Regions from separate parts of the Mus musculus genome. Here all the other regions are linked to region 3. A link is a loop called in an ENCODE intact Hi-C map of the cell type or tissue named here. Cell type or tissue: heart. All regions are shown on one strand.

Evidence for each region. Peaks named below come from ENCODE experiments on the same cell type or tissue, not always from the same donor. Only the 100,000 strongest peaks of a DNase experiment are listed, where the experiment ranks them.
Region 1: a loop joins it to region 3, with 2.6 times the contacts of the local background. A loop is called at or near these places in 11 of 42 quality-filtered maps.
Region 2: it touches region 3 in a loop (3-fold over the local background); 8 of 42 quality-filtered maps call a loop at or near these places.
Region 4: it touches region 3 in a loop (3-fold over the local background); 15 of 42 quality-filtered maps call a loop at or near these places.

What each region holds. Positions count from the first base shown.
Region 1 is chr11:23,064,778-23,072,777 of GRCm38, forward strand. It overlaps Gm12059 (a long non-coding RNA gene), which reads left to right and starts at 287. Exons shown (of 2, transcript XR_872307.2): 1 at 287-3,640. In heart, a CTCF peak has its summit at 3,054; a DNase peak (open chromatin) is centred at 3,094; H3K4me3 peaks cover 1,566 bases; H3K27ac peaks cover 1,386 bases.
Region 2 is chr11:23,301,872-23,309,871 of GRCm38, forward strand. It overlaps Usp34 (ubiquitin specific peptidase 34), which reads left to right and starts at 5,024. Exons shown (of 80, transcript NM_001190401.2): 1 at 5,024-5,145. The coding sequence starts at 5,103. In heart, a CTCF peak has its summit at 3,585 (motif pointing right); DNase peaks (open chromatin) are centred at 4,540 and 5,100; H3K4me3 peaks cover 3,215 bases; H3K27ac peaks cover 2,205 bases.
Region 3 is chr11:23,250,864-23,258,863 of GRCm38, forward strand. Xpo1 (exportin 1) reads left to right here and starts at 5,178. Exons shown (of 26, transcript NM_001035226.1): 1 at 5,178-5,297; 2 at 5,781-5,854. In heart, a CTCF peak has its summit at 4,711; DNase peaks (open chromatin) are centred at 4,838, 6,178 and 6,628; H3K4me3 peaks cover 4,349 bases; H3K27ac peaks cover 3,636 bases.
Region 4 is chr11:23,145,980-23,153,979 of GRCm38, forward strand. It overlaps 1700061J23Rik (RIKEN cDNA 1700061J23 gene), which reads left to right and starts at 6,161. Exons shown (of 3, transcript NR_131065.1): 1 at 6,161-6,258. In heart, a CTCF peak has its summit at 3,975 (motif pointing right); no DNase peak of the experiment used is centred here.

The DNA of each region.
Region 1 (8,000 bases), 190 kb before region 3:
TGAGTGTGGGAAATGAAGCCACAGACAGTGAAGTGTAGATGAGAGCGACTATTGCAGCCTAGAGAACATCTCCTCCTTCCAGAAAAGGGCAGAGTCACTCTGGAAGCAATTTAGAGATCTTTAGGCTGCTGCTGCTTCTATGAGGGACAAGGAGGCTTTCCTCTGGTTTCTAGAAGGCAGGGCCTACAGAGAGAGGTGAGGCCTATGTAGAGGCCTGCATAAACTGATTATGTAGGCAGTTTACTACTTTGAAGACAGTAAGAATGGATGAATTCGGGAGCCAGGCCATTTTGTTAGAATAGTAAAAATGTCACCTTGAGGTATGAAATCAGAGGCCCTTTTATAGAGAGGCTCTTCTCTAGCTGAGGTTACTGAGTGCTGCTAAGAACAGTCAATAGGAGAAAGTCAGTACTCACCAGTCAGTATAGACTTTCCTTTGATCAGGTTTTGTTTAAAAACCCAGGCCCTCTCATTTAACTTCCCCACCAAATACATACCTTCTTTCTCACAGAACTGGGGTGACTTGAACCAGTTCTAGCCAGACTGTACAGACTTCTAATCAGCTCCCTGATCTTCTCTCAGTCCCCTCCCACTGAGGTGGTAGCTCCACTCTGTGAGCCTTTCTGCAGTTGCTTTACCCCCACTTCCCTCTGAAGTCCTGGGAAATCAACATGTGGCCTTGCACATGGAGATTTTATTTTGATATAGGATCTAAGTTGCCCAACTGGTCTTGAGTTTGTCATCCCTTTGCCTCAACCCCCAGGACAGTTTGGGAACACAGGCCAATACCACCATACCTCAATGCTTTACTCTGACAGCCCTCTTCCGCTCCACTTAGATCCTGTCTTTTTTTTTTTTCCAGTAAGACTGCATTAACACTGTTGTCTTCGGGCTTGATAGCTTTTGTATTTCCTCAATTTAAACAGTGTTCACAGAAAACAAACCTATTTAAGTGTTCTTGCGTTGAACCAAAATCCCCTTTGAGGTGTGTTTGTTTTTTAAATTGAGAATTTGAGCTGGTGAGATGGCTCAGCAAGTGTTTGCCACCAAGCTTCACAAAATGGCCAGAGTCCAATCTCCAGAATACACATGGTGGAAGGACAGAACCAACTTCTGAAAGCTGTCCTCTGATGTACACACAAATATATGTGCATAAACACGAATGTTACACAACTATTTTAAAAATCAATGATATAACTATAGACTATTTAATGTGAAAAAAATGTTCATAATATATTTTCCCCCAAAATCTTTGGTTTTCCTGATTGAAATGAAAAAATATATTTTAGGGCTTTGTTTTGTTTTTTGCAAAAAGTAACAAACATATGGTCATTTGATGGTAATCCAACTCATAAGCAAGTAATCCCCTCAGAATCCTGACCTCCAAACAGGCTGGCTTCTGCTTCTCTATCAAATGTACTGTTTACTGACTCCATAATCATTACCATGAGGGAGAACACATGTTAGCACTACGATATTAACAGGCATTAACTCTGGGCAGAGGAATTCATGGCTTCTCTTTTTCCAGTGTGTTCTCATGTTTCTGTGTGTATGCAGGGGTGGGTGACAGAGGACAAATTTCAGGAGATGCTGCTCTCATTCCACCATGTGGAACCTGGAGCCTGAACTGAGGTAGTCAGGCTCACTGCCATGCCCTCTTCCCACCAGCAACCTCACACACCACTTTCTAACATTTCTAACTAAACACACTAGTTTAATTTTCGAACAATTTTAGGAAAAAACTCATAATCGAAAAAAATAACTGTGTGTGTGAGAGCACATGCCTGTAACTGCCCTGGAACTAGTCTCACAGCGGTTGTGAGCTGCCCTTCATGGATGCTGGGCATCAAAGTGGCTCTCTGTAAGAGCAAGAAATACTCCTAACCACTGAATCATCTTCCCACCCACAAAAAAATCCTCATAATTAGAAATTTAAGGTCTCATACTTAAAATACACATTAGTTAGTCCAACTTGATTTTGCGAATTTTCATTTAAAAAACCCTCAAGATGTAGTTAAAGGTCCTGATGTTTACAAGTAAAACCTCTTAAAATTCTGTTCTTGCTAATGGGTAAATATCATTTAAGTATAATGTTTCTATCAGTTACATAATTTATGTTAAGCCAGGCAAGGATATATGCCATAATTAATAAACGGGCATCCTTCTGATTTTTTTCCTTTGCCCATTATTTAACTGGTTGGTTTGAAAATGTCTGACTTGGTAGTCCTATGTGGCTTCCAGGCCTTCCAAAGTTTTTCGCCCCCCAAACTTCATGATTCTTGTCTGCTCTGTGAAATTATATATAGTTTTATGTCAAACTTACCACTCAATCCCTATGGAGTTTTTTAGTCAAGACAATGCATTTACATTGCTTTACTTCAATTTTTTTCTGCTAGGGACTAAACACTGAGCCTGTAAACATGACTATAGACAACTGTCACTTAGCTGACTCTCCTGAGCTGCAGACTACACCTTACATTCTACATTCACAGTCCATGTTCCCAAACTTCAGCCAGGCGTGGCGGCACAAGGCGGGAATTCTGCTCTGAGAAGCCGAGAAAACTAAGCTCCAGGCCAACCTGGGTTACAGAGTAAACCCAGTTTCTAAAACAAATCTCCTATCAGCTCTTCTACTCAAATGTCCTGCTAATGCCTCAAAACCAAAATCCATTCGTTTCAACACACATCATTCCAAATTGGTTATCAACCTTCATCCCAAACAGGTTTGTTCTATTTGGTTTTCCAATAGAGTGATTGGCCGAGGTGTCTCCATACTCAGCGTCTGGGTCTGGAGGATGGCCGTTTTGTCCCGATGCTCCTCACTCTTCCTCAAGGGCTAGCCTGAGCCTTCTTTCTGCAGAACCTGGCCTCGTCTCCCTCCACCTCCCATCCTAGGGCTCTGAGGAAAGCCTCGCTTGCCCCTGGGTCCTACCAACCAGGAGCACGAACGCGCCTTGCGAACTCGCGTCAGCACTGCCCTAGACCTTCAGTCAGGGTACAGATCACCTCGCCCACTAGCGCTGAGCGCACCGGGCTGGACCGCCTCTGCACACGCGCACAGCGGCAGGGCCGCTCTAGGCACGCAGCGCGGTCCTGTCTCGTTGGTACCGGCGCTGACGGCGCCCGCCCTGTACGCTGGAGCGGGAGGCTGTCCTGCGTGCTGTTCCCACGCTCTTCTCCACACCTCCGCAATAAAGGCGCGGGCGGCGCGCACTCCAGCGGGAAGAGGGATCGCACTTCCTCAGAAGGCTAGAGGTCCCTCCCTCAGCCGTCACGGCTCCCCCCCATCCCCCGTGGCCCTTAATCCCCTGGTGCGGGGGCTTGTTTCTAAGGCGCTGAGCCCTTCACCTTTCCGGAGCCCGGCATGGTGCTGGCAACGCCTCTCTCATCGCCTCGTTTTAAAAATAATGCGTTAAAAAAATTCAGTTTGCTATGCGAACAGCATTCCAACAGTACACAATTATATCCGAAATAGTTAAGCAATAAAAGAAAAAAAAAATGACGGGCGTTGTTGAGGCAGGAGGATTACTGCGAATTCTACTCCACCTTGGGCTACATACCGAGATTGTGTCAAAAACCACGGAGTGGGGGAAATTAAGTGAAGTAATCGTCTACGTTGGGAACCAAAGGTATAGTCAAGGTCAGCTTGAGACATGCCTGGGCTACCTAAGGTGGCTCTGCCCACCAGAGTGGGACACAAAACCCACAAGGATGAGGGTATTGTCATACTGCTATGTAAATGTAGAGTTTTCAAATATGCACAAAGGGGTTTTTGGTACCTGTTTTTCCAGGTCTTAGATACATTTTAAGTGGTCGTATGGCTATTCTAGTTGTTTAAAGAACCCATAGTTACTGGGCTTTTAAGGTATTTACAATTTTTCATTTCTACAAGCAGTGATAGATTGCTAGATCAAAGGGAATGCCCATTTGTAAGATTCTGAACCTTAACAGAGGCTTCCTAGAAGTGTTCTTATTAAAATGCATTTTCCCAGTAAGTATTAGAATGCTGCGTGACAGCATGAATCATTCTGTTACTAGTCAGCCTTTTGTCAGACTCTTGTATGAATTTGCATTTTGTTACCTAGGTATAAAACTGAATACTTTCCATATACTTACTGGTTCTTTATGAATTCCTTGCTTATAAGTTGTTTTCTTTATATTCGAGGTATTAACATTTTTAAAACTTACAGTGCTTTTGTATATTAGCAATATTAACTTTTATTTAAAGATTGCAAAAATCGTTTGGCTATTAAAGCCAGTAAGGTTTAGTTTGTGAAAGGTTTTAACTTTGTGGTAGGCATACCTAATCAAGCTTCCGTCCCTCTCCAACTCCCTGCTTACCTGATTGCATTTCCGTATACACTTGCAGGGTTTTTATTGTACATGTGCACATATGTCGTTTACTTCATTTGAAGTTTACTTAAAAGGAGTAGTCTTGCACGCGCTCGACTGGCCAGGAAGAACTGGTGCTGCTTTTATAGGCCTAGGAGGGGCGTGTCTCACACCCGGATTGGTTATGCACTAAGCCTCATTTGCATGTTCCTCATCTGATTGGCTACTCTCTCTCAGTACCTTACAGAACCTCATTATCATACCTCATTTGCATGTCTCACATCTGATTGGTTATACTCTCCGTACCTTACAGAACCTCATTATCATGCCTGGGCCAGGCAGTGTCTTTGCAAAAAACTTTACTGCATATGTACACATTGGTTGTTTGTCCAATCTTATGCGTGGTGGCCAGCAGTAGTCAGTGCCACTCTGCAACGGCACATGTGGCTTCCCACAGAGTAGGAGTTTTCAAAAAGCTTCTCTTTTTTTTTTTTTCTTCCAAGACAGGGTTTCTCTGTGTAGCCCTGGCTGTCCTGGAACTCACTTTGTAGACCAGGCTGGCCTCAAACTCAGAAATCCACTTGCCTCTGCCTCCCGAGTGCTGGGATTAAAGGCGTGCGCCACCATGCCGGGCCATAAAAAGCTTTTTTAAAAAAGGGCTGGTGAGATGGCTTGGCTGGTAAAGGCCCTTGCTTTGAAGCCTCGGGTCCTGAGTTGGATCCTTAGAACCCACATAGTGGAAGGAGAGAACCAACTCTGACAAGTTGTGATATGCATCTCTTTCCACATAGTAAAATAATGTAATAAAATGTAAAAGGGAAAAGAGGGGCTGGAGATGTAGTTCAGTGATAAAGTATGTTGCCTAGAATCTTCCAGATCCTAGATACGATGCTCAGTTATGGCAGAGGCAGGCAGATCTCTTGAGTTTGAGGCCAGCCTGATCTACAGAGTGAGTTCCAGAACAGCCAGGGATACACAGAGATACACAGAGAAACCCTGTCTCAGAGAGAGAGAGAGAGAGAGACAGACAGACAGACAGACAGACAGAAAAGAAAATGCTGCTTTTACAAAACCCTAACTTTCCAAATGTGCCTTTCCGTTTATTCCATTGATTTGCTACTGAACAGTAATACTGTTTCAGTGAATCTTTAAAAAATTGTTTTATTCTGAATTTGTATATATTATTGTGTGAGTGTATGTGCAAGTGTGTGTGTGCATGCACGTGCATGAGAGAATATGTTTAAGTGTGTGTATGTTTGTATGTGTGTGTATGTATGTATGTGTGTCAGTGTGTATGTATGCGCATGTGTGTATGCATATATGTGTGTCAGTGTGCATGTGCATGTGTATGTATATATGTATGTGTGTCATTAGTATGTGTGCGCACATGTGTGTGTATTAGAGGAAAGTGTCATGGAACTGCTTCATTCCTCCACCTTTACATGGGATCCAGGAATTGAACTCGGGTTGTCAGATTTTGTACTAAGTGCTTTTATCTGCTGAACCATTTTCTTGGCCATCAAATTTTAAAAATATATTTATTATTATTTGTGTGTGGATGATGAGAAGGCACGTGTGCCATGAGATGCATGTGGAAGTCAGGGGACAACTCTGTGGACTTGCCTCTCCCCTTTTACTTTTCGTGTGTGGGACACTCGGTGTGAGCATCCCTGCAAATGCTATGGCAGGCAGAGCAGTAACGGGAGTGACGTCCGTGTGAGGCAAGAAAGACATCTGCTTCAGCTCCACTCAGTAGCTGCTGTCCGTTCACACCTCTAAAGTCTGATCTTGGGCAGTTTATTCTAGGCACATTTAAGTACAGTACAGCTTTGGAAAAAGTTTCCTGGTAACAGTTAACCAAATCCCATGTGCATGTTAAAGCTCAAGGCATGACTACATTGAAACCCTTTTGTAAAGTCCATATGACATCTTCCATGAAGATGGGGTCTATTGACTGGGAAACAGTGCTCAAACTAGAGGTCTCTGGAGTAAGAGTCTGGGATGAACATAATAGTCAGTGGGATTCAGGTGTGGCCTGGCCCCACAGGTCACACAGATCACCAAGCTATTTACTACTTCCATTCCTAGCCTTCTGGGCAGAACAGGTTATATATCTCTTCTCTTGAATAGATAACCCTTCGAGTTTAACATTCCTACCTTTCCTAGTGCTTTATCTGTGAGCACAAGGACCCCATTTCCTCTACAACTTAGGTCAATAGGCTTGTGGGTCAAGTGCTTTTTTCTGGTTGAACAATCTCACTGGCTCTGTTTAATGCACCTTTAGTTTTTAAAGTTTCAGTAGTGCGAATCCCTGATAACAGTCTTTAATTATTATTATTATTTATATATTTATTTTTATTTATTTATTTATTTATTGTTTTTTTTTTTTTTGAGACAGGGTTTCTCTGTGTAGCCCTGGCTGTCCTGGAACTCACTTTGTAGACCAGGCTAGCCTCGAACTCAGAAATCCGCCTGCCTCTGCCTCCCAAGTGCTGGGATTAAAGGCGTGCGCCATCACGACCGGTTGATAACAGTCTTAAGAACTAGATAGGTGTAATGGTGCATGCCTTTAAGCACTTGGGAAGCAAGTTCAAGACCAGCCAGAGCTACCTAGTGAGACCCAAGACTTACGATTTTGGTTGGAATTTGTATTAGTTTTCTTATTGTTTGTGATGACTAGGCAACTTTGGGGAAGAAAGCTTATTTCAGATTATACTTGAGGAATACAGTCTGCCATGCAGGTAAGAGGATGAGGGGACGGCAGGAGGCGTGTGAGGCAGCTGATCACATGTGTCTGCGGGAGAAGCAGAGAGATCAGTTCTGGTGTTCAACTTACTTTTTATTCAGTCTGGGCCTCCTTTGATGCAATGGTGCCCCCATATTTCAGGTAGATTTCCTTCAGTTAACTCAATCTAGAGAATTCCTCACTGACTGACTTACCTAGAGGCTTGTCTCCTAGGTTATTCCAAATTCTTGCAAGTTGACAGCTAGTATTAACCTTCGCAACTTCAACCCTAGTCATTTTGACAGCCACACATCATTTTTATGTCATAGGACTTTTCAACCCCTTGTGGCTCTGGCTCATGGCCATCTCCTAATGCTAAAGACATTCAGTCCCACTTTGCATTCCACAAGGTGGAACCCTTCATGGCTGCCCTCAGGACACCCTTCCTGCTCCAGGTTCCTTCCTTCCTTCCTTCCTTCCTTCCTTCCTTCCTTCCTTCCTCCCTCCCTCCCTCCCTCCCTCCCTCCCTCCCTCCCTTTCTTCTTTTCTTTTCTTTCTTTTTGAATAATTTATTTTATTTTATGTGCACTGGTGTTTTGCCTGCATGTGTGTCTGTATCTGGTTGTCAGAAGTCCTGTAGCTGGAATTATAGATGGTGGTGTCATGTGGGTGCTGGGAATTCAACCCAGGTCTTCTGGAAGAGCAGCCAGGGCTCTTAGTGAGCCGTCTCTCCAGCCCTCTGGGTTTCTTTTTAATCGCACTAATCTGTTTAACAACTGCTTTGAGACATACTATGTTTGTAACTTTAAAGTTGCTCTCACTTGCTCCCGATTTTGCTCTCTCTACTAAGGATCCGAAGAGCAGTGAACAGCACACACAGCATGAATGCTGCCTTGTTTTGAAAGTTCTTCCATCAGAAACATTAGGATTTGGACTTTGTGTT
Region 2 (8,000 bases), 51 kb after region 3:
GACCTTTTTTTGTTTTTGTTTTTTTGAGCCAGGGTTTCTCTGTATAACCCTGGCTGTCCTGGAACTCACTCTGTATACCAGGCTGGCCTCAAACTCAGAAATCCACCTGCCTCTGCCTCCAGAGTGCTGGGTTAAAGGTGTGTGCCACCACTGTCCAGCTGACCCTTTTCTTCTTTCAATGTTCACAACACTTTCCAGGACCATGAGAGTAGAGATGCAGCTCCCAAGTGAGTTCTAGCTTGATGTTTTCCATGTTCTTTTTCTTTTATTGTTGATTCTTGAGACAGGGTTTCTGTGTTGGGTTGCCAGTCCTAGAATTATCTCTGTAGACCAGGCTGGTCTTGAACTTACAGAGATCCACCTGCCTCTGTCCCTGCCTCAGGTGCTGGAATTAAAGGTATATATCGCCAATGTGGACTTTTCCATGACTCCAGTATGTGGTATCTTCACAAATAGAAATAAGTTCTGGAGCGTGGCTAAGAGTACTGGCAATAGCCTATGGTGCTTTTAGGGACTTCTGTGACTCCACAGTTTTCATTTGCTAGCATGTGGTGTCTGGTGGGGTATCCCTTCCCCCATTATAGGAAAATTATGTGTGTGTGTGCAAGTGCTCCCAGAGATCAGAGGTGTTATATTACTTTAGAGCTTGAGTTACAGGTGGTTGTGAGATGCCAGTAGTGGGTGCTGGGAATTGAACTTGGGTCTTTTGGAAGAGCAGCTCTTAAGAGCTCAGCCATGGGGCTGGTGAGATGGCTCAGTAGGTAAGAGCACCCGACTGCTTTTCTGATGGTGGCATTCTGAAGGTCCGGAGTTCAAATCCCAGCAACCACATGGTGGCTCACAACCATCTGTAATGAGATCTGACTCCATCTTCTGGAGTGTCTGAAGACAGCTACACTTACATATAATAAATAAATAAATCTAAAAAAATAAAAAAAAAGAGCTCAGCCATTCTCCAAACTTAAAACCTCATTTCATACATGTATTTAATTTAGGAAGCTTCTATAGTAGTAGGTTTCCATGTGGCCTTTGCCTTTTCTTTCTTTTCTCTCTGTCTTTCTCTCTCTCTCTCTCTCTCTCTCTCTTTCTTTCTTTCTTTCTTTCTTTTTTTCAAGACAGGGTTTCTCTGTGTAGCCCTGGCTGTCCTGGAACTCACAGTCCTGTAGACAAGGCTGGCCTCGAACTCAGAAATCCACCTGCCTCTGCTTTCCAAGTGCTGGGATTAAAGGCGTGCGCCACCATGCCAGTTTATCTCCCTCTTTTAAAGTCTCTTTCCCATCGCTTCTTACTAAACCCCTGAATTGTATGGATATTTCCAATGGAACAGATATGTCTGAATATTCAAAGCTAACATTCAGAAATGAGAGAAAATATACAATAGCAGTCTTTTGTAACATGTTAAAATTGTACACCTTTCAAGTTCACTGTCCATTAATGTGCTGGAAACTGACCAGGTCCTCTGTGAGAGCACTATGTACTTTGAACTACTTGATCCCAGTGTCCAGATCATTCATTGTTTTCTTTTTTTCCTTTTGGAGACAGGGTCTCTTACTGAATGTAAAGCCATTTTAGACAGTTGTCTCATCAACCACTGAACTTGAGGGATTTTCCTGCCTTGTTCCCTTTCCTCATCTCCCCAGGTTAGAGTTACAGGCATCTACTGTCACACTTAACATTTCCAAGGGTACTGGGGTTCCAAAGAGAGCTCACCATGCTTGTGCAGCAAGCATTTTGCTCCACGAGCCCTCTCCCCAGTCCTCTCCTCTGAGACAGTGTCATTATTTGCAGCCCCTTCATTTACAGGTTTTAATCACTAGGGCCCCTACACTCTATAATCTAAATGTTCACTATTTGTATTTACTAATCAAAGTTATTGAGCCCTGATGTAGATAATGGAATAACCATTCTTTCTACCAATAATTTTCCAGATTCTCAGATCATTTGTGTGTCTATGTATGTGTATTTTTGGGAATTGAACTGAGATAATATACATGTCAAGCAAGCTACCTAATTCTGAACTATATCCCAGCTTATTTCTTTTTGAGACACGGTTGTTTAAAGCAGTTTCAATGGCCTGGAACTCAGCATGTAAACCAGGAGGGTCAGATGTGTGACAATCCTGCTTCTGCTTCCCAAATACTGCAAGTATAGACTTTTACTACTATAGCGTGTATGCATTTATTTGTGTCACATAAGCATGTGCTACCAGACTGGTCAGAAAGTTTTATTTTTTTCACATAAGCAGTCTAAGGTTAGACACTTGGTCAAACAAAGCAGAAGAGACACAGATTTACTTATTTATTTATTTCCAAGATAGGATTTCCTCATGTAGCCGGGTTGTTCTGGAACTCATTCTCTAGACCAGGCTGTCCTTGAGCTTAGAAATCTGTCTACCTCTGGCTCCTGAGTGCTAGGATTAAAGTGTGTACCACCTCTGCCTAGTTAGTGGCCCAGATTTTATTACCCTGTATATCAATTTTAAGGTTAGCTTTTATCCTATTTGTAACTTCAATGTTCAGGGGTTTGTGGGTAAAGTATAGCTGTATATAGTGACACCTGCTTGTAATTCCAGTCCCTAGAAGGCAGAAGCATGAGGAATTTGAATTCTATGTCAGCATGGGCTAACAAAGCAAAAGTGCATCTCAAAAAAGTACTACACCAATACTAAAAAAAAGCCTTTATATTTTCAATTAATTTCCATATTTAAATTATGTTTCAGGCATAGAACAACCCTAGAAATACCAGGTTACCAAGACTTAGTTTAAAACAACTTAAAAATATTTCTTAGATAGTGGGTCTTTTTCAAATCAAGGTTCATTGATGGCATTTCAAAAAACCTGGGATGTACTGGGAGAAAAAAAAAAAGATTGTTAAGAGGGCTGACAAAGGTTAGCCTGAAGGTGATGTCTGCTGAGTCAATAATCATTGATAGGAAGACTCTAAGTGGGGAGAGGATGGGAGAAGGATGAAGGGAAAACAGCTACACAACTCACAAAGCTCATAGGAAATAACAGGAATAGGTTGGAGTGAAACTTTATAGCGCCGTGCAAAAACAGCATGAAGTTAGAAGCAGTTCTAGTGCACAGAAAAAGTGTGACACACCTTGACAAGACATCGTAGAAGATTAATACCGGGGCCCTCATTAACATGTGCTCAAGTTTTGGTTTGGGGTCATGCACATGACCTTTCAGACTTTGTTGTCATATCCCTGTGGAAGTATCTTAGAAACAGAAATTAGTGAAGGTAAAAACTAACACTAAGTTGTCCTGTAAAAATTGTTTAAAAAATTACTCTTTTTTTTTTTGCCTTAATGTATGTATGTATGTATGTATGTATGTATGTATGTGTGTGTGTGTGCTAGGAGTGTGGACGGTGACCGCAGAAGTCTGAAGAGGGATTCGAATGCCCTGGAACAGGATATAGATGGTTATGAGCACCATGTGGGTGCTGGGAATTGAATCTGGATCCTCCGCAAGAGTTTCAAGTGCTCTTATTGCTGAGCCATCTTTCTGAGCTTCTAGTTCTTTTTTTTTTTTTTTTTTTTTTTTAAGATTTATTTATTTATTATATATGTAAGTACACTGTAGCTGTCTTCAGACGCACCAGAAGAGGGCATCAGATCTCATTACGGGTGGTTGTGAGCCACCATGTGGTTGCTGGGATTTGAACTTCGGACCTTCGAAAGAGCAGTCGGGTGCTCTTACCCACTGAGCCATCTCACCAGCCCGAGCTTCTAGTTCTTAATGCAATACCAAACTTAAGTTGGGTGTCCCTTTCACTTGTTTTCCACTCCTGGCTCCATTTCTTTTGGCACTGGGCAAATGGGGTTATAAAAGTCGCTCAGGCTGCCTTCGAACTCGGAGCAACCCTCCTGCCTGCATTTAGGAAGTACTGTCGTAAACCATCACGCCAGGCTTCGTTCCTCACGGTACTAGCTCTCGCTGTCTCTCTCTGATGAAAAAGCCTAATAGAGCGTTTCCGATGAAGAATGAATGGGTAGACACACACGTTGTAAGACCTCGTGCGTAAAAACGAGGTGTCACGGTTTCTCAACCGCGCCATTTCTAGTCCTGTCAAGGTGTTTCACTGCTGAGGATCCATGAGCCTCACAGAACCGCACGGCTGAGATAAACAGGGATTCAGGTTAAGACGCGCCCTGGGCTGTTCCATTCTCCCGAAGCCAGGTGGGGAGCGAGCCGCGGCGTTGCCAGCATCTGCTGACCCGCGGCCGTCTCCACCCTCAAAGTACCCGAAGGACAGGCAAACTTCACCGCTTCCCCTCGGGGGTGCGGGAGATCAGGAGGCGCCGCGCCGCGGCAGGGGACGGGGCGGGCCATCCGTCGCGGCTCCGGCCGAGTCTCCCGGAGCGCGGAGCCCGTAGGGGCGGGAGAGGCCGCGTACCCGCGACCCGCCCGCAGCCTCCGCCATCTTCCACTCACCCGCCTCCCCCCGCGGCGGCGGGCGGCGCGCTCCCCTTCCGGCCGCTGACAGAGATCCGGCTGGGCGGGGAGGGCGAGCGCGCACAGGGGGTGGACCGAGGGCGGGGAGGCCGGACGGAAGAGGAAAGGGAGGGCGGCCAGCGGCTCCGGCAGGGCGTGCGGCGTGTGTGCGGAGAGAGGCGGAGGGCGGGGGCAGCGAGGAGGGCGGAGGAATGAGTGCGCGAGGCGCCTCTCTTCGGCTCCTTCGCCTGGGCGGAAAGAGCCGAGCGCAGCCCGAGCGCTCCATTAAAATGGCGGCGGCGGCGGCGGTGGCCGCGGCGTCTGGTCGGTGGTGAAGTGACTCTGCTGCTTCTCTCCCCACCCACCCCTCCCTCTCCCCTCCCCCGTCCTTCCCCCTTCCCCCGCCGCCGGCGCCTAGGCGCCCCTGAGGCCTGCGCTCCCCTCGCCCCCCTCCTCGCCCCCGCCCGCTCCCGCTCCCGGGCCCGCCGGCCCCCTCCCCCACCCGCGGCTCCCCGCCCCGTCCTCGCCGCCGCCGCCCGCCCTCGTCGCTTCCCCGCCCCGCCGGCAGGCCGGCCCCCTCCCCTGCCTCCGTCCCCTCCCCCCCGCCGGTCGGGATCAGTCAGCGCGATCCTAAGCGGGGGAGGGGGGGGCGGCGGCCGAACGATGTGCGAGAACTGCGCAGACCTGGTGGAGGTGTTAAATGAAAGTAAGTCGCCGGGTAGGGGACCCGTCGGGGTGCACGGTTTGGGGGTCCCTGGGCTGTGCTCTCCCGCCTTGCCTGCCTTCCCGGCCTGCGGGCTGCGGCGACCGGGCCGGCCCGGCGTACGGGCCTGTGTGCCCGGGAAGGTGCGTGGTGGCGGCGGCCGTCGCGGCGCCTCGGGCCCAGGCCGCCGGGTTACCTGGGCGCCCGAGAGGCCGCGGCGCAGCCCCGGCCGGGTCCGGCTTGGGCGGTCTCGGAAAGTTTCCTCATTACAGGTGTCAATTAATGAAGGCACTAATGAGCCCTTCCGCCCCTTTCCCCCTTCGAGGAAGGTGTGGGGAGGTGGGGTCGGAGGACTAGGCTTTGCTCTGCAGTCCGAGCCTCAGGGCCGCCCTCTTTGATTTCCAGCGTGCTGGGGAGGCCTCGCTTACCTGCTAATTTTCGTTAAAGTCCGTGGGAGAAGGGTGGTGATTTTTCCATCCCTTGAGGGTGTGTGGGTGTATTCAATCCATCTGCCAGCCCTTAAATAGCAGAAATTGAACTGCAATAGTGATGATTGGAACCGTCTTACCTTAATTAAAAATAAAGGTGATAGTATTTCTTTAGTACCATTCGTCGTTTAAGTAGTAAAGTCTATTATAAGGAGATCTCTACCAACGACAACCACCCCGAGTTAGTCATGGTCTGTCTCTGAAAATGAGAGGCCTTACTCCTTATTCTTTATTATTGTATTACATATTTTATTTTTGGCCTTGCAAGATTGCATTTCTGCTTAAGAAACAGGGAATATTGCACGTCAGCCACTTGTGGGCCCAGAGGTGGTTTAGATGAAAAGATAATTTACACAAACTTGATTTGTGACAAATATTCATTTGAGGTATTGGAATTTATATTCAGTGTGATATTTTGACAGATTTCGAAACTACTTATTCCTTTTAATTCATTCATTTAAAAAGTCTATTTGTAGATTGTAATTCCCTTTTGGTTGCTTAATTTTTACTTTATTATGTGCTTGAGTTTCACTTTAATGGCTAAAAGGTTTATAATTTATTTTCAGCTATGTATTTAGTTCCTGACAGATTAAAGTAGGTGTTTTGTATATATTCAAACTACATTTTCCCATATCTGTGTCATCCTACATTTTCCTAGTATTTTATAAGGTTATTCCTATTTTGACATAAATTTCATTCTTGGTAGAAGTGATATGGTAAACATAGTTCCTTAGTACTTATTTCAGTAAAACATTTTGTATCTTAGAAATACATTGATGATTGTGACTCTCTGTTCTCCAACTTGAAAGTACTTAATTGTTTAGTATACTTTAGGAAAAATAGTTTGGGAGAAGTGATTTAAAGATTCTGTAGGTATGTGTGTGTCTGTTTACAGATATATTCCTGTGAGTGCAGCTGCCCAAGTAAGCATCAGGTCCCCTGGAGCTGGAGTTGCAGCAGATGTGAGCTGCCCCAGATGTGAGCTGCCCCATGTAGGTGCTGAGAACTGAACCCAGGTCCTCTGGAAGAGCAGCAAGTGCTCTTAACTACACTGAGCCATCTCTCCAGCCCCCTTAGGGTGTGATTTAAAACATTTTAAGCCTAACTAGGAATGTTGTAAACATAGTATCTAAAGAAAATTTACTTGAGAAGAGATGACCTTTGCATGGTATAGATAGATACTCTTTTTAAGGGCTGGTGACATCTCTCAGGGGAGTGGGTTTACTCCAGGGTCCCCACATTCTCACACACATGCATGTAAGTTAGTAATAAAAAGGTGTTATGATTGTCTTGAAATTGTGTCAGTCAGTGTTTCCCAAAGGTACTTACTTATATGCTTAGTGTTTTCTTTAAGGCTCATTGGAAAATCAGCCTTCAATCATCTCAGGAGATATATATATTTTTAAACCACCGTAGTTGTCTTAAATGCTTTCATATGTAGTGAGATGTTGTTTCAAAACTGTATTTTCACTGCGGTCCCCCCCCCCCCCCCCCCGCCACCCCAAGTATGATACTGAGTTCTTGAGGACAGGACAGATTCTACTTCACTGTGGTAATTAATGTTTGCCAGTGTGCAAGATGGATGGAGCTTCAGGATGAACATGGTGGTTGAACTGGGACTAAAACTCGTTGAATTAGCCTGGCCTGCTAGTACAGGCTTGTTTGTAATCCCAGCTACTCAGGAAGCTGAGGCAGGGCTACCACAAGGTCAAGGATCTTTCTGGGCTACAAGATGAGTTTGTCTCAAAATAAAAAGTAAGAGTGCTTGGCATACAGCTCAGTGGTAGTGTTTGCCTAGTGTGGGTGAAGCCAGCACTTCAGCCCCCAGGAATGCCCCCCCCCAACAAAAACAACAAAGAAAATCAGGGATTTTTTTTTTTAAATTTTAGATTTTTAAATTTAATTTTATATGTATAAGTGTACCAGATGCATGCCCGTGTGCCCTCAGAGTCAGAAGGAGCATCAGATCCCTTAGAGTTCTAGAAAATCAGCTTTAAAATTGAAGTGTGTTATATGTCTTCTTGTAATTTCATTTGCTAATTATGTATTGGCTATCTTTTTCTTCCCCGTTGCTTGTGCAAAGATGACTATTCAACCAGGATTCAAAGTTCAGAAATCAATTCCTCAAACCATTTGCGTTTTTTTTTTTTTTTTCCTGTTTGTTTTTTGAGACAGGGTCTTTCTCTCTCTGCCCCTGACTCCAGGGACTCACTGTGTAGACCAGACTGGCTCAGTTCATAGAGATACACCTGCCTCTGTCTCTTGAGTGCTGCTCTTAAAGGTGTGTAGTGGCAATTTATTTATTATTAAGGGGCTCAAATGCAAATTTATTAAGGAAAAGAGAACTTGAGATTGGAAGAGGTAGGGTAG
Region 3 (8,000 bases):
TCCTTCCATTTGTTTTCAGGCAGGGTCTCCCTCTACAGACCTGGAACTATTACACTTTATTGCTATTTCCATTCTAACCTATCTGTAATGTGCTCTGATTCTGACATTGGCAGACAATATTGTATACTTTTTTTTTTGTTTGGTGTTTGGTACTAGCGATTGAACCTAGGGCATTGTGCATGCTAGGTGGGTGCTCTCCTGCTCAGCACAGCCTCAGTCCTTTTTAAAATTAATCAATAATTAATATATTTATTTATTTGTATTTGTAGCTCTGCTGACCTTTCTTTTCTGTTTTTCAGCTCAAAGACGATTTTATTAGAAGAAAAAGCTCCTACAGTTGGGAACCTGTTGTAGTGACTATTCCTGGTTGTCAGCTTGACTATATCTGGAATGAATTACAATCCAGAAATGGAAGGATCACCTGTGATCTTGATATATATATATATATATATATATATATATATATTATATTTTATTGGATATTTTATTTACATCTCAAGTGTTATGCCCTTTCCAGGACTCCCCTCCAGAAACCCCCTATGCCATCCCCCCCTCTCCCTGTCTCTATGAAGGTGCTCCCCAACCCACCCATCCACTCCTGCCCTGGCATTCCCCTATACTGGGGCATCGAACCCCATCAGACCCAAGAGCTGCTCCTCCCACTAGTGTCCAACAAGGCCATCCTCTGCCACATAAGCAGCTGGAGCCATGGGTCCCTCCATATATACTCTTTGGTTGGTGGTCCAGTCCCCAGGAGCTCTGGGGGGTTCTGGCCAGTTGACACTGTTGCTCCCCCCATGGGGCTGCAAGCCACCTCAGCTCCTTCAGACCCTTCTCCAACTCCTCCATAGGGGACTCAGTCCAAGGGCTGGTTGCGAGCATCTGCCTCTTTATTTGTCAGGCTCTGGCAGAGTCTCTCAGGAGACAGCCATATCAGGCTCCCTTCAGCAAACACTTCCCTGCATCTACAATAGCATCAGGTTTTGGCAACTGGGATCCTGATCTTAAGGCTGGGGGATACAAGTTCTGACCTGGATCTTGGCATGGAGATCTTTTGGCAAAGTAGCTATGCATCCCAGGAGATTAAGGCAAGGAGATTTCTGAGTTCAAGGTCATCTGAGACAAAGCAAGTCTCCAGGTATGGTGGCACACACCTTTAATCTGGGCCACACTTTCTCCTGGAGACCTACATAAGAACATTGGAAGAAGGAAGATACTTGGGTCTTTGCCTGCTTGCCTTGTGGGACTGAGCAACTGTTAGATCCTTGGACTTCCATTCACAGCTGCTGCTGATCTTTGTTGGGGAGTTGGACTACAAACTGTAAGTCATCAACAAATTCTCTTACTCTATAGAGATGACCCATAAGTTCTGTGACTCTAGAGAACCCTGACTAATACACCTATAAATCTCTCCAGCTGCCTCCCTCCTCCCATCTCAGGAAGAGAATGAAGGAGGTGAGAAGCCATGCTAATTAAGCTGGCATCAGAGGACAAGCAACCATGTAGCCAAGGCTACACAGAGAAACCCTGTCTTGAAAAAAAGAACAAAACAAAAACAAAAACAAGAAAAGAAAGAAAACAAGTCAGGAGCTCAGGGTAGCAGAAAAAGCATGCTTAGTTCTGGCCAGCAACTAAAAGAGAGGAGAAACAGAAAAAGGAAAGAAAGTTAAAAAGAGTTGTGCTTTTTTTGGCTCAGGCCAAAAAACTGTGAGACCCAGGCAAACTTCATGGTGACTTGTGACTTGGAGGGACTGCCTCTTCTTTTCTTTCTTTTTCTTCCTTCCTTCCTCCCTCCCTCCCTCCCCCTCTCTTTTTTTCTCTTGTTCTTTCATTCTTTTTTTTTTTAAGACAGGCTCTTCTAGCCGGGCGTGGTGGAGGCAGAGGTTTTCTCTGTGTAGCCCTAGCTGTCCTGGAACTCTCTCTGTAGACCAGGCAGGCCTCGAACTCAGAAATCCACCTGCCTCTGCCTCCCGAGTGCTGGGATTAAAGGCATGCACCACCACACCTGGCCAGTACTGGAATTTTTTATCAGTCTTTGCACATAAAGTTTCTTTTCAGGAGTTTTCATTCACAGTTGGGATCACAGATGCACACCACCAGTGCCTGGCTGGAAATGTTCTTTTGATTTATTTTAAAGGAAACGTTCTTTGATTTGTTTTGAGACAGAGTCTCAGGGTTGTTCAAATACTGTCTCACTGGGGTAGGACTATCCTGTATCTAGAAATACTGAAGAGATGAAGAGTGGTTGCTTCCACCTGCGATCAGCTCTCAAGAGAGAGGGAAGACAGTGGACCAGCTAGGTATGTGCAGCAAATTCTAGGCCAGCAAGAGTTATGGTTGCATGTACCTTAAATCCCAGCATTCAGGAGGCAAAGGCAGGCACATCTCTGTAAGTACAAGGCCAGCCTGGTCTACACAGCCAGTTCTATGACATACAGATCTACATAGAGAGACCTTGTCTCAAAAACAACAGAAAGCTCTGGGCAAGTGTCTTAGTTTGGATTTTATTGCTGTGAAGAGACACCACGACCATGGCAACTCTTATAAAAGCAAGCATTTAATTGGGGATGGCTTATAGTTTCAAAAGTTTAGTCCAGTATCAGCATGACAAGAAGCATGGCAGAGTGCTTGCTGGCATACATGGTTCGGGAGGAGCTGAGAGATCTGCAAGCATCAGAAAGACTGTGTGCCACACTGGGCATAGCTTGAGCTTAGGAGACCTCAAAGCCTGCTTCCACAGTGACACAGTTCCTCCAACAAGGGCATACCCATTTCAACAAGGCCATTCCTTCTAATTGTTCCTATGGGACAAGCATTCTATGAATATGTTGGAGCCATACCTATTCAAACCACCACAGCAAGCCATAGCTAAAGGCATGAACCACCACACTTGGAAAAATACGATTTGTTTGTTTGTTTTTAAGACAGGGTCTGTTTGGCTTGGAACTCTCTATGTAGACCAGGCTGGCCTTTGACTCACAGAGATCTGCCTGCCTCTGCCTCCCCAGTCTTTCTACTAAGGGTGTGTCCCACTGTGCCAAGCCACAAAGGCTATTTTTCAGAAAGGCATCCATATACCTGTAATTCCAGTCAGCACTAGAGACAAACAGAGGAAAATTTGAATTTAAGGTCAGCCTGCAATTTATTTAGTCACAGGATACAGTGGCACTAGGGAGGCGGAGGCAGGATGGTCTCTGCCAGTTCTAAGCCAACAAGGGCTATACACCAAGTCACTGTCTCAAAAAAAGAAAAAGGAACCGATGGATTAACTCAACAAGGTGCTCTCATTTCCTCACTGGAGCTGTGCCAAGCAGCCCCTGACCCAAACAAACAAACAAAATAAATTCCTCACGAGATTATAAAGAATTAAATAGAACATTGCACATAAGGTCTTCCATACCCATTGAATTCAGGTATTCGACTTAGTTTATTTACATTTCCATATCTCTATCCTTGGGGGTAGGATTGTTTTTAACTGTTGAAGGTAATGAAAATGTATAAGCAGTGTCAGATCTGTGTTCCGAATATTTGTTTTTGTGTATAGGGATAGCATCTTCTGCCTCCAGCTGACACTGAATTTATTCTGTAGCTGAGGATGGCCTTGCATTCCTATTCTTCCTGTCACTTCTTCCCAAGTGCTGGGAGTTCAGGCCTGTGCAATATGCCAGGTCAACTGTGTTGACTTAATAAATGTTGTGGCACAACAGACCAGTCGATTTTGGTGGACTGCTGGCTGTTTTTCCCCCAGATAGGGTTCTCTTTGTAGTTCTGGCTGTCCTGGAGCTTGCTCTGTAGTCCAGGCTTGTTTGAATTCAAGAGATCTGCCTGCCTCTGCCTCTGTCACCACCACCCAACTGCTGGTTGTTTTAAGCAACCCTAATCAGCAAAACTGACCTGGCACTTGGGAGCCATGGGTTAACCTAGGGGCGTGGCATAATAAGGGCACGCACCAAGTTAAAAGAAGTTGGCACAAAATCTGTCTATACGCATTGTTAAGTTAGCAACAGGATTTTCAATGTGTTAGGACTAATTTTTAGAAATAACTTCTTGTTGAAGCAGTCTGGGGAGAGTTAATTTTTTGTTGTTGTTTTTTTTCGAGACAGGGTTTCTCTGTGTAGCCCTGGCTGTCCTCGAGCTCACTCTGTAGACCAGGCTGGCCTCGAACTCAGAAATCCCTGTCTCTGCCTTCCAAGTGCTGGGATTAAGGGCATGCGCCACCTCTGCCCGGTAGAGAGTTAAATTTTTAAGGAGGCTCGTCCAATAACTAACTAGACAACCGTTTCCAGGCGCCCAAACTGCACGCCCGTTTATGCCAACCTCGGCCCGTGCTATTCACGTTCCCATGCGGTGCCCAAACCCAGGCCTCTACAACGGATCCAAGGCCCAGGGCCTACCATCCGGCACCTATGTGTTCTTTTCGGTCCTTCGCGGCCGTCTATTTCCATGTAGAAACAGGGTGTGCCCTCCCTTTTCCGAGCACAGACCCCATCCTAAGGGCGGATGCTGGGGCCCCAGGACGAGGCCCCTGAGGTTGGCGGGAGCTCGAGGGGGCGGGCCGCCAGGGAACGGGGAGGGGGGGAAAGCAGAAAGACGAGCAACGCGCGCGGCGCTCAAACCCGCGCTGCCTTCTGCTCACGGGCGAACCCCACCCTCTCCGTCACCAAAGGCGCCCAGCCAATGGGCGAGCCGGAAAGGCCGGGCTTACAAGCGAGGGACCGAGAGGGGGAGCCACTCGAGGGGAAAGGGATGTAGAAGGCGGGCTGCACTTGACTGACAGCTCACTCAAGCCAATCCTCTGTGAGGCTTCTCCGCTCTCCTCTTTGCTGGGCTCTGTTCGACGTCCCACCTTCTCTTCCTCCACCCCCCCCTCACTCCTTTGCGTCCCGCCCCGCCTCCCCTCCCCCACTCTGCGGGCAAATCACTGCTGGAAAGAGGCGGGGGCCTAAGCGGCAGGCTCGTGTGGAGCCTTGAGGTGGGATTGACGGGCGCTCCGACCAATAAGAGGTAGGCTGATGGCGCGGCTGTGGCCGGGGCCGACCAATGGGCGCGCGGCCTGGGGGCGGAGGCCCAGGTTCCAAACGCTCCGCGGCGCCATGGGCTGAAAACTCAACCGAGATGGAATCTCCCAGTCTGAACCGGTTTCAACCGGTTCCGAGTTTGAGGCACTAGGAGGAGGGGGAGAAGCGGCTGCAGCGGCCGCGGCAGGAGCAGCGGGAGCTTCAGCATCAGCAAGAGCAACAGTAGCTACAGCCCCGGCGGCCGTGCCTGTTCCAGCCTTTGCTGCAGCAGTCGTGCAACCATCCCGAGGGGGAGGGGGGAGGCACCAGTCGCTGAGGAGCACGCGAAGGGGGGAAAGTTTAGGCTAGCTCGGGTGGGGGGGCCCGGCGCCGGAGCGGCGTGAGCGAGGGAGCCCTGTGTGGTAGGGGGAGCCGGACTGCAACTGGCGGCAGAGCGGCCCCGGCCGTACGGACTCGCGCTGCTGCTCCCGCCGCCGCCTGTGGCTGGAGGGTCCTGGGCTCTGTCTCACGGACTGGCCCGCTCCCCTCCCCCTTCCTTCCCTCCCCAGCCGGGCGGGAGCATTTATTTCTCGGATTAATTCCCCTTTTTGGTGGGGCGCGTGTGTGTGCGTGCGCGCGTGTGTGTGCGTGAGTGTGTGTTGGGTGGAGTTGTCCCTAGAATAGTAAATACTGAGCTTTTTTTTTTTTTTTTGCCCTTCTCTGCTTTTTAATTTCTTTTTTGTTTAAGGTGGGAAAACTGTGAAACCCACCTTGATTTCCTCCCCTCTCCCTCCTCCCCACCTTCCCTCGCCCCAAGCCCGGACAAGGAAGGAAGAAGCAGTTGGTTGAATTTCTGGGTAAGTCGGTCGTGTGCTCGGGGCCGAGGGTCGGGCGGCGGCGGCGCGGCGGGCATGAGGCGAGGCGGGCGGCGGGCGCGGGGCCCTCGGCGGAGCCTGAGATTGAATGGAAGCGCTTCTGTCGCTCGGTGATGGAGGTGGGGAGGCGGCCGCGGGAGGGGAGCGCTTGCTGGGTCATCTTCGTGTGCGGGTGGCGGTGGAGGAAGGCGAGGAGCGTGGTAGTGAGGCTGAGCCCCTGCGCGTGGGTGGAAGGGCTTCCCCAGTCCAAAGGGCTGGGGAGAGTCGGGGGTGATTTCGGGAACGTCTCTGTAAATTATTAGGAGTGGAAGTTTCCAGAAATATTTAGTGCAGCAGCATTGAAACGTCCGCCTGCATCACGTGGCCCCCTCGGTGGAGAGCTTGGGATGGGGGAGGGAGGGGCTACCGAGTCCCTTCTTATGTGAAGAAACTCGAAAGCCTTGTGGGTGATTTTTGTTGTTGTTGGTTTTGTGAGTGTGTGTATAACAAGAAGTAGGAAAGAGGAGTTAATTTCTTTTTTTCGGGGGCCTGCAGTTGGGGTTCCGTGTTGTAGGTTGTTTTCGCCCGGGGCATATATGTCTTGGTGAAACCGTGTACTGCTGGCCGTGGACAGTGAATGATGCCCTCCCTGCTCCTCCTTCTGGTTTCTTGAGTTTGCGGTGTAGGAGAGGAAGTGGTGGTAGAGGATGCACTGAATACTCGCCGAGGCGGGACCTCGGATCACTCAGAGGACATGCTGCATAGAGAATAGGGCGGTGAACTTAGGCGCCGGGTCTAAATGCCTCCTCCGAGTATGGGCGGGGTGAGTGCGTGCTCCTGTGAGCTATAGTTAGAAGTGCTGAGAGTCGTTCGGGTGGGAAGCCAGGGGAGGGCGGTCCCTTCCTAGTGAGGCGTGTGTTTCTTACTGAATGAAGCAGGCGATTGCCCACACACGGAGTAGCAGTCTTTTGTAGCATCTTGTTTTTTGACTCATTGTGAACTTACCTTTTTAGATGGCTACTGGTGGGTAGTGTTTTGCTGCTTGCAGTGCCATTGAAGGTATATGGACAATCACTTGTAGAGTCACAGCATTGTTTGATGGGTTCCTACAGTTCACAATCCAGTGAGTGGAATTTGGGATTGGGGGACACCAACGAGACAGGTGAACCAATCAGAAAGTGAACAATCCCTCCATAGCTGCACTACTTACTGCATGATTCTGTATCTTGAATGTGGGTGTCACGGCTGACGGTGGAATGACTATTTGGAAGCTGTTTGGTTGGGGCTGCTAAATGTGCTTGGCATTGACCACAGAGCCGCCATTTCTGGATTACCTATAGTTGAAGTTGGAAGATAACCGCTAGTTCCGAGAAAGGCCAACAACTGTATTTAAGTATTCTTAGATTGCACCCCTTCCCCCACATGAGTCTAGTATCTGAATTCTTAGAGAAGACCAACTTGAAAATGAAACTTAGGACTTAAGTGTAGGGTCATTTGACTAAACATTTAATCATTACTTTTTTTTTTAAAGAACTATAAATTGAGATAGTGTCTGAGACAAGTTGGTTGCAATTTTTAACCATAAACTCGAAAAATCTGTTTTAATCTGTAAAAGTTATGACACTTGAAGTTATTGGAAAGAATAGTTATTTGTTAGTGGGATTTATTTTTCTTGTATATTAGTGTTCTGTTTTTCCCTTCTTAAGACAGACAGAGTCTCACTGTGTATTCCAGTCTGTGCTTCCATCTCTTCTGGGATTGCATATGTCTTATCTCTTAACACTGGCCTTGGTGTTAATTGTCCTTTCACCTCCCAGGTGCTTTCTTTAATTTTTAATATATAATTTATTTTTACTTTTAGTTTATGTTTTGTTGGTGTTTTGCCTGCATGTATGTCTTTGTGGAGGTGTCAGAAAACCAGAAACCAGAGTTACAGATCAATGTGGGTGCTGGGAATTGAACCAGGGTCCTTTGGAAGCACAGCCACTGAGCTATCTCTCCAGCCCAGTTTGTTTGTTTCTTTTCTTTTTCTTTTTCTTTTTCTTTTTCTTTTTCTTTTTCTTTTTCTTTTCTTTTCTTTTCTTTTCTTTCTTCTTTTTCCGAGACAGGGTTTCTCTGTATAGCCCTGGCTGGCCTGGAACTCAAATCT
Region 4 (8,000 bases), 100 kb before region 3:
TATTTAGCTCATTTAAATTTCCAATGCTATACCAAAAGTCCCCCATACCCACCCACCCCCACTCCCCTACCCACCCACTCCCCCTTTTTGGCCCTGGGGTTCCCCTGTACTGGGGCATATAAAGTTTGCAAGTCCAATGGGCCTCTCTTTGCAGTGATGGCTGACTAGGCCATCTTTTGATACATATGCAGCTAGAGACAAGAGCTCCGGGGTACTGCTTAGTTCATAATGTTGTTCCACCTATAGGGTTGCAGTTCCCTTTAGTTCCTTGGGTGCTTTCTCTAGTTCCTCCATTGGGGGCCCTGTGGTCCATTTATAGAAGACATTAGTTCAGTTCCCAGCACTCACTTTGGGTCTGTAATTCAGCCCCAGGGAATTTGATGCCCCTTTCTGGCCTTTAAGGGCACCTGCATTCAATGTGCACATAACCACACAGAGATACATACATCTACACAGAATCAAAAATAGAACAAACCTTTCAAGAAGCAGCTAAAAGAATGGAGAGATGGCTCAGTGGTTAAGAACACTTGTTCTTTCAGAGGACCTGGGTTCCTTTCCCAGAACCCACCTGTCAGCTCACATCCATCCATAACTCCAGTTCCAGATCTGACCTATATAGGTATCAGACAAGCATATAGTATACATACAGAAATGCAGACCAAAAAAAATAAAAAAAAAACCAAAAACATGCACATAAAGTAGTATAAATAAATCTTTAAAACAAACAAAAAAACAAACAAACAAAACAAACAGTTTCAAAAACACTCCTGGGCCAGATGTCTTTAGTCCTACTACTCAGGCAGATGCAGGAGGAGCTCTATGAGTTTGAGGCCAGCCTGGTGCACATGATGAGTTCCAGGTCAGCTAGGACTACAGAGGACTCTATCTTAAAACAAATCAAGCAGCAACAACAAAAATTTAAAAATAACTAAAATGAAATGAAACATGAAACACAGCTGCTTTTGCCGGTTGGAAACAGAGGCTCACGCAGCTCCTTCGCCTTCTGTTTGCTATGTGCATGGTGATGGACTCAGGACCGTCTGCCTCCACCTCTGAACACTGCGACTATGGGCATTCCAGTCCTTAATCACGGTGACATGTTTCAAGTCAGTAGCCTTATGTGGTTGCTGCCTACCACATCAAACCTGGATGCACAGCTCCCTCTTCCATCCCTGCAGAGCTCCACTGCACAGCATCTGCTCTATCCTGGATAACTGCATTCTTTACCTCCATTCAATACAAGTCTAATCGCTCTCAGGAATTCTGCTGGTCATTGTTTTGGCACTGCTGGAACTGGAGCCAAACACTCTGATTCCAAAATTCTTCGGAAATCAGGTTGCACAGGAGCTTTCAACGATAGATGAAGCCCGTTGGTTTTAGCCCATTTCTAAGTCTGGGTCTCCTGGAAAGAGTAGGATAAAGCCTGGCTCTTCACATACTGTAAGTCCCCGAGGTCTGTGAGGGTGACTCCTCTCCCAAGCTTCCAGCTGTCGGGATTCAGACACTGAATGTCTGATTCATGGTCTTGTAAACACACCTCCTGAAGTTTGGGTATTAGCTTTGGGTCTGATATATTGAAGACCAGGAGAACTACTGTTTTTTTTTCTCCATTTTCTATTAATGTTTTCATTCTGACCTATTACTGAAAACTTTTAGCACAGGAAAATAAGCACCCGTACAATGAGTTTCTTCTATGCGCACACCAAACAATCTTTACCATGGTCAGCCTCATTTCAATCTCCGCTGGGATCAACCTGGAGTAAATTCCAGACATTATGTTAGCTCATTTGTAAAGATTTTTCTGTATCTCTTTTAAAAATAAAGATATGTTGGTGTGGTGGTGCACACCTTTAATCCCAGCACTTGGGAGGCAAAGGCAGTCAGGTCTCTGGATTTCTGGTCTATATAGTGAGTTCCAGGATGGTCAAAGCTATGTATAGAGATCCTGGGTTTTGTGTTTTGTTTTGTTCTAAGCTGGTTCACAGCATCTTCTGTAAGGCTAGCTGTGAGTTTTCAGTGCCAGGCTCCATTACAAGACCAACATCCATGGGGGCTTCACGATGCTGCTGTAGTTTCTCTTCTGGATTGTCTCCATCTTTGGCCCTTATGGGCATGTTTGGCTTAGCCTCATCAATTAGAAGTTCCAGCCTTGTGCACCTCATTAATAATATCTCATTTCAAGTCCCAGAGAAGGGGAGGCCCTGGGCAGGTGTCTTGATATCCATTTCTTGAACCAAGGCAGTAGCAACCCTGCTTTATGCGCTGAGCTGTCAAGTGAAGCAGTTGGCCTCTGTTTAGGAAAACTGAGCCAGAATGGCTGTGCTTATAGAGAGTGGCCATCTGAGGCGGGGAGACGGTTTTCTCTCGGCTCATTCACAAATATTGACTGAGCTCTCAGCTCATGGCAGGTCCGATTCAACCAACCGATAAGTAAACATCTGTCCACGTGAAGCGCACATTCCAGCAGGGAGAGAGACACAGTAAATATACAGGGGGGTTGTTTTGGTTTGTTTTTGGTTTGGTTTTGAGGCAGGGTCTTCCAGAGTATCCATGGCTGGCCTATATAGGCCAAGCTGACCTCAACTCAATGAGATCCACCTGCCTCTTCCTTCCAAGTGCCACCCATGCCCATAGTGTCATTTAGATGTACTGAAAGGAAGGTTCAAGGATCAGGAAAAGCAAAAATCAAACACACAATACCCCCTTCATTTCTGCCCGAGGAGGGAGATCCTAAACACAAGGCGGGAAGCGGGCCTGCTGAGATAAGAAAGAACATTTCTAGATCGACTTCTCACTACAGCTCAATGGTCTATTGTGCTGCCCACACAGAACACACCGACTAACTCAGCAACCACAGCTCAGCACAGAACAACACAGATGTGAGTCTTGGGTGGTGCTAGTACCAGTGCCCAACTCCACAGGGAGCTGCTGGGGTTGGGGCTATTCACTTTCATGATATTTATCAAAGTTTCAACCTTTTAACAAAGTTCATTATCTGCTTCCCAAGCCACAGCAGGTTATAAGCAGGAGGTTCAGAGAGGACCGGAGGGCAAGCCCTTCCTTCAGCTGACACTGTCATCCAGTGAGCCAACCTCCTCCACACCGCAAGCTCAGGTCACCCAGACATCCTTACACTTGTGTTTACTGTCCCACGGTGTATGGGAAGAATGTGGGCATGTCTTAGTGATTTTGATAAAAAACAAAAACCAAAAAAGCCCAATTCCACCTTTGTAATTCAGCACTGTAGATTATGATTAATTTAAGGACAGGTGTTTTGAATTTACCCATCCCCCAAGCCCCTTCCTGAAGCCTAAGATAATGCTACTTGTGTAATAATGCTGGATAATTGGATTTTGAGTAAATAAATAAAAATATAATTGTGGACTAATTAACCTTCTCTAATCCTCCGTGGTCTTGTGCGTGGAAGTAACTTCATCACCTAGGGGACTTTTTCAGAATATTAAGTAACGTGATGTAGATGGTACAATGGGTTACATATCATTTCAACGATGGGTATTTTGATACAAGGAGCTGAACCGCTGGGCAGTGGTGGTGCACACCTTTAATCCCAGCACTTCGGAGGCAGAGACAGGCCGATTTCTGAGTTCAAGGCCAGCCTGGTTTACATAGGGAGCCCTGTCTCGAAAAACCAAAATAATAATAATAATAATAATAATAATAATAATTTCTTGGGCTGGAGAGATAGCTCAAAGGTTAAGAGCACTGGCTGCTCTTCCAGAGGTCCCAAGTTCAATTCCCAGCAACCACATGGTGGCTTACAACCATCTGTCATGGAATCCGATGCCCTTGAGGACAGTGACAGAGTACTCATATAAAACAAATAGATAAATCTAAATTTAAAGAAAAACTTATTCTCTGGAAAAAAAAAAAAAAGGAGCTGAACCAACAAATGTCTTTCCCACAGATGTCCTTTCAAAGGTCAAGGGAACCATTAGGTCCTTGTGTTCATGACTTGAGTCACCACTAGGTGGCAATATTTTCTTTACACAGATAAGCCCTTTTCTTTCTCTATCCCAGTGGTCTCCAAACTGGGGACTCACCACTGTGAAGACAAGGTTTCCAAGAGTCTCAATTACAGAACGCTTTGGGGAAGTCACCTGTGTGTCCTCTTTCCTCATATAACCAAAGGGTGATGTGCCCCTTTTCCATCCCAGATTATCATCATCATCAGTCCTCTTTTAAAGACAGGATCTCACTGTGGCTGCCCTGGCATTCTCTCAATAGACCAGGCTAGCCTCAAACTCAGAGATCTGGCAGCCTCTGCCTGCTGAGTGCTGGGATTAAGGACAGGTACCACCAACCTCATTGTTCAGGCAATAACATCTTCAGAGGTATCAAACACAAGCGTAAAAGCATCTGAGTGACTCCGAGGGGGTCCTGTGCAGCATCGAGAGCTCTGCGCACAGAGACACGTCTCCAGGCCTTATATTTAGCATTTTTCACAACGGAGTTTCTCCACATTAGGCTTCCTTCAGATTGGTGCTTTTCTTGATACTTCCTGTTGTTTTTTTCAGTCTTTATCACTGTGAGCCAAATGACGTCGTTGCTGAAGCTAATCCCCCCCAACAAATTTTTACTATTTACATTTACTATTATGTCTTTGATGTACTTGTGTGATGGAGGGTGCATGTGGATGGGTCACAGGTAGCTTGCAGGAGTCAGTTCTCTCCTTCCACCATGTTGGGTCCAGAGACCAAACTCGGGTACTCTGGCTTAGTGGCAGGTGTCTGCACAGCAAGCCATCACTTTGCAATTCCTTCCTTTATTTTTCACTTTATGTGTGTATGAGGGAGCACTGAGTATGTATGTTTGTGCACCATATGCGTGCAGTGCCCACAGAGGCCAAAGGGAAATAGTGCTTCCAGGAACCACCCCACTAGCCAGTGCTCTAACTGCTGAGCCATCTCTCCAGCCCAAGTTTTACACACATACACTCTCTCCATACACTGTCTCCTTCTTCTCTCTTTCCATACATATATTAATATGTGTATGAGAACATAATTTAAAAAAAAACTATATCTTTACACACATATACATTCAGCCCTCCCCCACATATGCATAACCTTAAATAAAATTTCAAAATATATATGTTGCTGGGTGGTACACACCCTTAATCCCAGTACTCTGGAGCCATATGCAGGTGGATCTATGCTATATGGAAAACAGGACAGCAGGGCTACAAAGAGACTGTGTCTCAAAATAAATAGATTATATATATATATATATATATATATATATATATATATGTAAACTTTTTTAACCCCCAAAATTTAAGAAAGAGAGAGATGATGGCTCAGTAAGTAAAGGCTGGAGATCTGTGACCAGGGAGACAACCAACTTCCAAATGTTATCCTCTGACCTTCACAAAAGTAGTGCTGTGGCAGCCAATAGTTGTAGTAGTAGTAGTAGTAGTAGTAGTAGTAATCTATTAAAAGTTAAATACCAATTTTAAAAATCACTTGACCTTCAGTGTTGTTTGTTAAAAGCAGATGATGACAATCCTGTGTGAAAGATTCCCTCCCCACCCTAGAGAACAACAGCACCCCCACCCTGAAGGAGAGAGTTCTGAACACACACAAGCCTTGGTAAGCTGCCCTGGCCTTCCACCTACCCAGCCCCAGCACCTAACCACAATTTTACAGCTCATTTGTCTTTGGTCCATTCAGTAATTATGTGACCTACAATAAGTGTTTCTTTCAGTCTTCAGGGCTTTTGAGGGGTTGCTGTTTGTTTGTTTTGGGCTTCCATGTCACATAAAATTTGTATTATACTTTTCTCCTGTTAATCTGTGTCATCTCCATTTAATCTTAGACCCAGCAAGGACACTAGAAAGGGCAGAAATGGAATTTTCCACCTTGAAGTCTCTGGCAACAAAGATGGGATCCCGAAGGGCTGAGACACCCCTTGTTCCCTGAACTTTTCCTGAGAGTGGTGGAGAATCATCGGCTCACCTCAGACAGGGCAGCACCAGCAGACCAAAGGGATGATTCCATTCAATTCTAGCTTACTGAGCCCATTTGTTTACCTCACTGTAGTGGGAGTGTCTCCAGCCTTCAGTTACATCACTGAAACCACACCCTGGCATGGACTGCAACATCCCCACAGCTGCCTGGATGGGGTCCCCCTCAGCTAACTTTCCACTCTCTTGTACTCTATCAGCTTCCTAAGTCACATGCTGCTAGGGCAGATCCACAGACATCTGTGAAAGAGACAGAGAGGAGATGACTGGACTCTCAGGTAAACATCTGATGACCGCACCCCTCCTGTGTGGGAACAGATCTGATGTGGGATCTCGGGGCTAATCTCAGCTTCTCTAAGACAGCAATGCTGCTATGCTGGGAGAACAGCCATCCACAATACCTTATTTACTCCACATTTTCAGATGGGCTCCTGGGAAACCGCACAAAACCCAGAAGAGATGGGACAGGACATGGCGGCTCATACCTGTAATCCCAATATTTGGAAGCTTGAGGCAGGAGGATTACTACAAGTTTGGCCACAGCAAAGACTGCAGTGAGAGTCCTGCATCTACAGAGTGAGACTCCACTCATAACAAAACCAAAAAGTCTAACATGGTAGGAATTCTCACAACTATTAGCATTCCCAGATCTCTGTGTGCTTCCCTCCCCATTAAGAAGGTGAGGCGTCATGATGAGTTTCAGCTGCCAACCTGACCCGCTGGGAAGAGGGAACCTCAGTAGAGGAACTGCCTCCATGAGACTGGCCTGTGGACAAGTCTGGGGGCATTTTCTTTGTTGTTAATTAATGTAGGAGGCCATGACATTGTCATTGCTGGGCCAGTGGCCTGGGTCATATAAGAAGAATAGCTGATGAAGAGCCTGAAAGCCAGCCAGTAAGCAGCATTTTTCTGGTTTCTGCTTCAGTCTCCTCTTTGAACTCCTACCTTGATTTCCCTCAGCGATGAATCTCTGTTGCCCATCAGCCAAAGAAACCCTTTCCTTACCTAAGTTGCTTCTGGTCACTTGTATTTTATACAAGGTTTTCTTATCTATTGCTTTCTAATTCTGGATTGTCAGGAGAGATCTGTGTTAGAACTTCCTTGGCCATGTGGCTCTCGGGAGCTTTGTCAGGGTATGAGGACACGGCTCAGGAAATGGTTCCTATCTTTTGTTTCTGCCGTTTGTGTGGCTCCTCAGAAAAAGGAAATAAGAATAAAGTTTTCTTTTTCTTTCTTGGTTTTTTGAGACAGGGTTTTTTCTGTGTAGCCCTGGCTGTCCTGGAACTCACTCTGTAGACCAGGCTAACTTCAAACTCAGAAATCTTCCTGCCTCTGCCGTCCAAATGCTGGGATTAAAGGAGAGCGCACCACTGTCCAGCAAGAATAAAGTTTTCATTTCACCTTGTTTGGGGTCTTTAAAGATGGCGCTGTGGCTGTAAGAACACCTTCTTTGAGCTTTTCAGCTGGCCAGCAGCCAACACAGCTGAGCCTGTCCTTTCTCGGGGAGTTTATCTTCACTGTCCCACTTTCTCTGACCTATTGAAACCATGGGCTTTGCATTCTTGGACTACCTTTGATGATTGCATGTATTCTCCCTACTTTTAGGGACATTTCTTATGTCCAAGACTAAACCATCCAAGTCTTATCAGTGATGAGCCATTAAAAGACTCACTGGGTTTTAGTCACCACTGAGGTTAGCTTTGCCCTTGAAGACTAAGTGCAAGTGCATTTCAAGTTCAGCTCAAAAATACTTTTGATAGCCAGTGGCATACGCCTTTAACCCCAGCACTTGGGAGGCAGAGGCAGGAGGATTTCTGAGTTTGAGGCCGGCCTGGTCTACAGAGTGAGTTCCAGGACAGCCAGGGCTGCCTTGTCTCGAAAAAACAAAACAAAACAAAAAACTTTTGACAAATACAAAAGTTATATTTAGTCTGGTGTGGTCGTTTGAATGAAAGTGGCCTCAGAGGCTCATATATTTGGATACTTGACCTGCTGTTGCTAGAAATGTTTGTTAAGGATT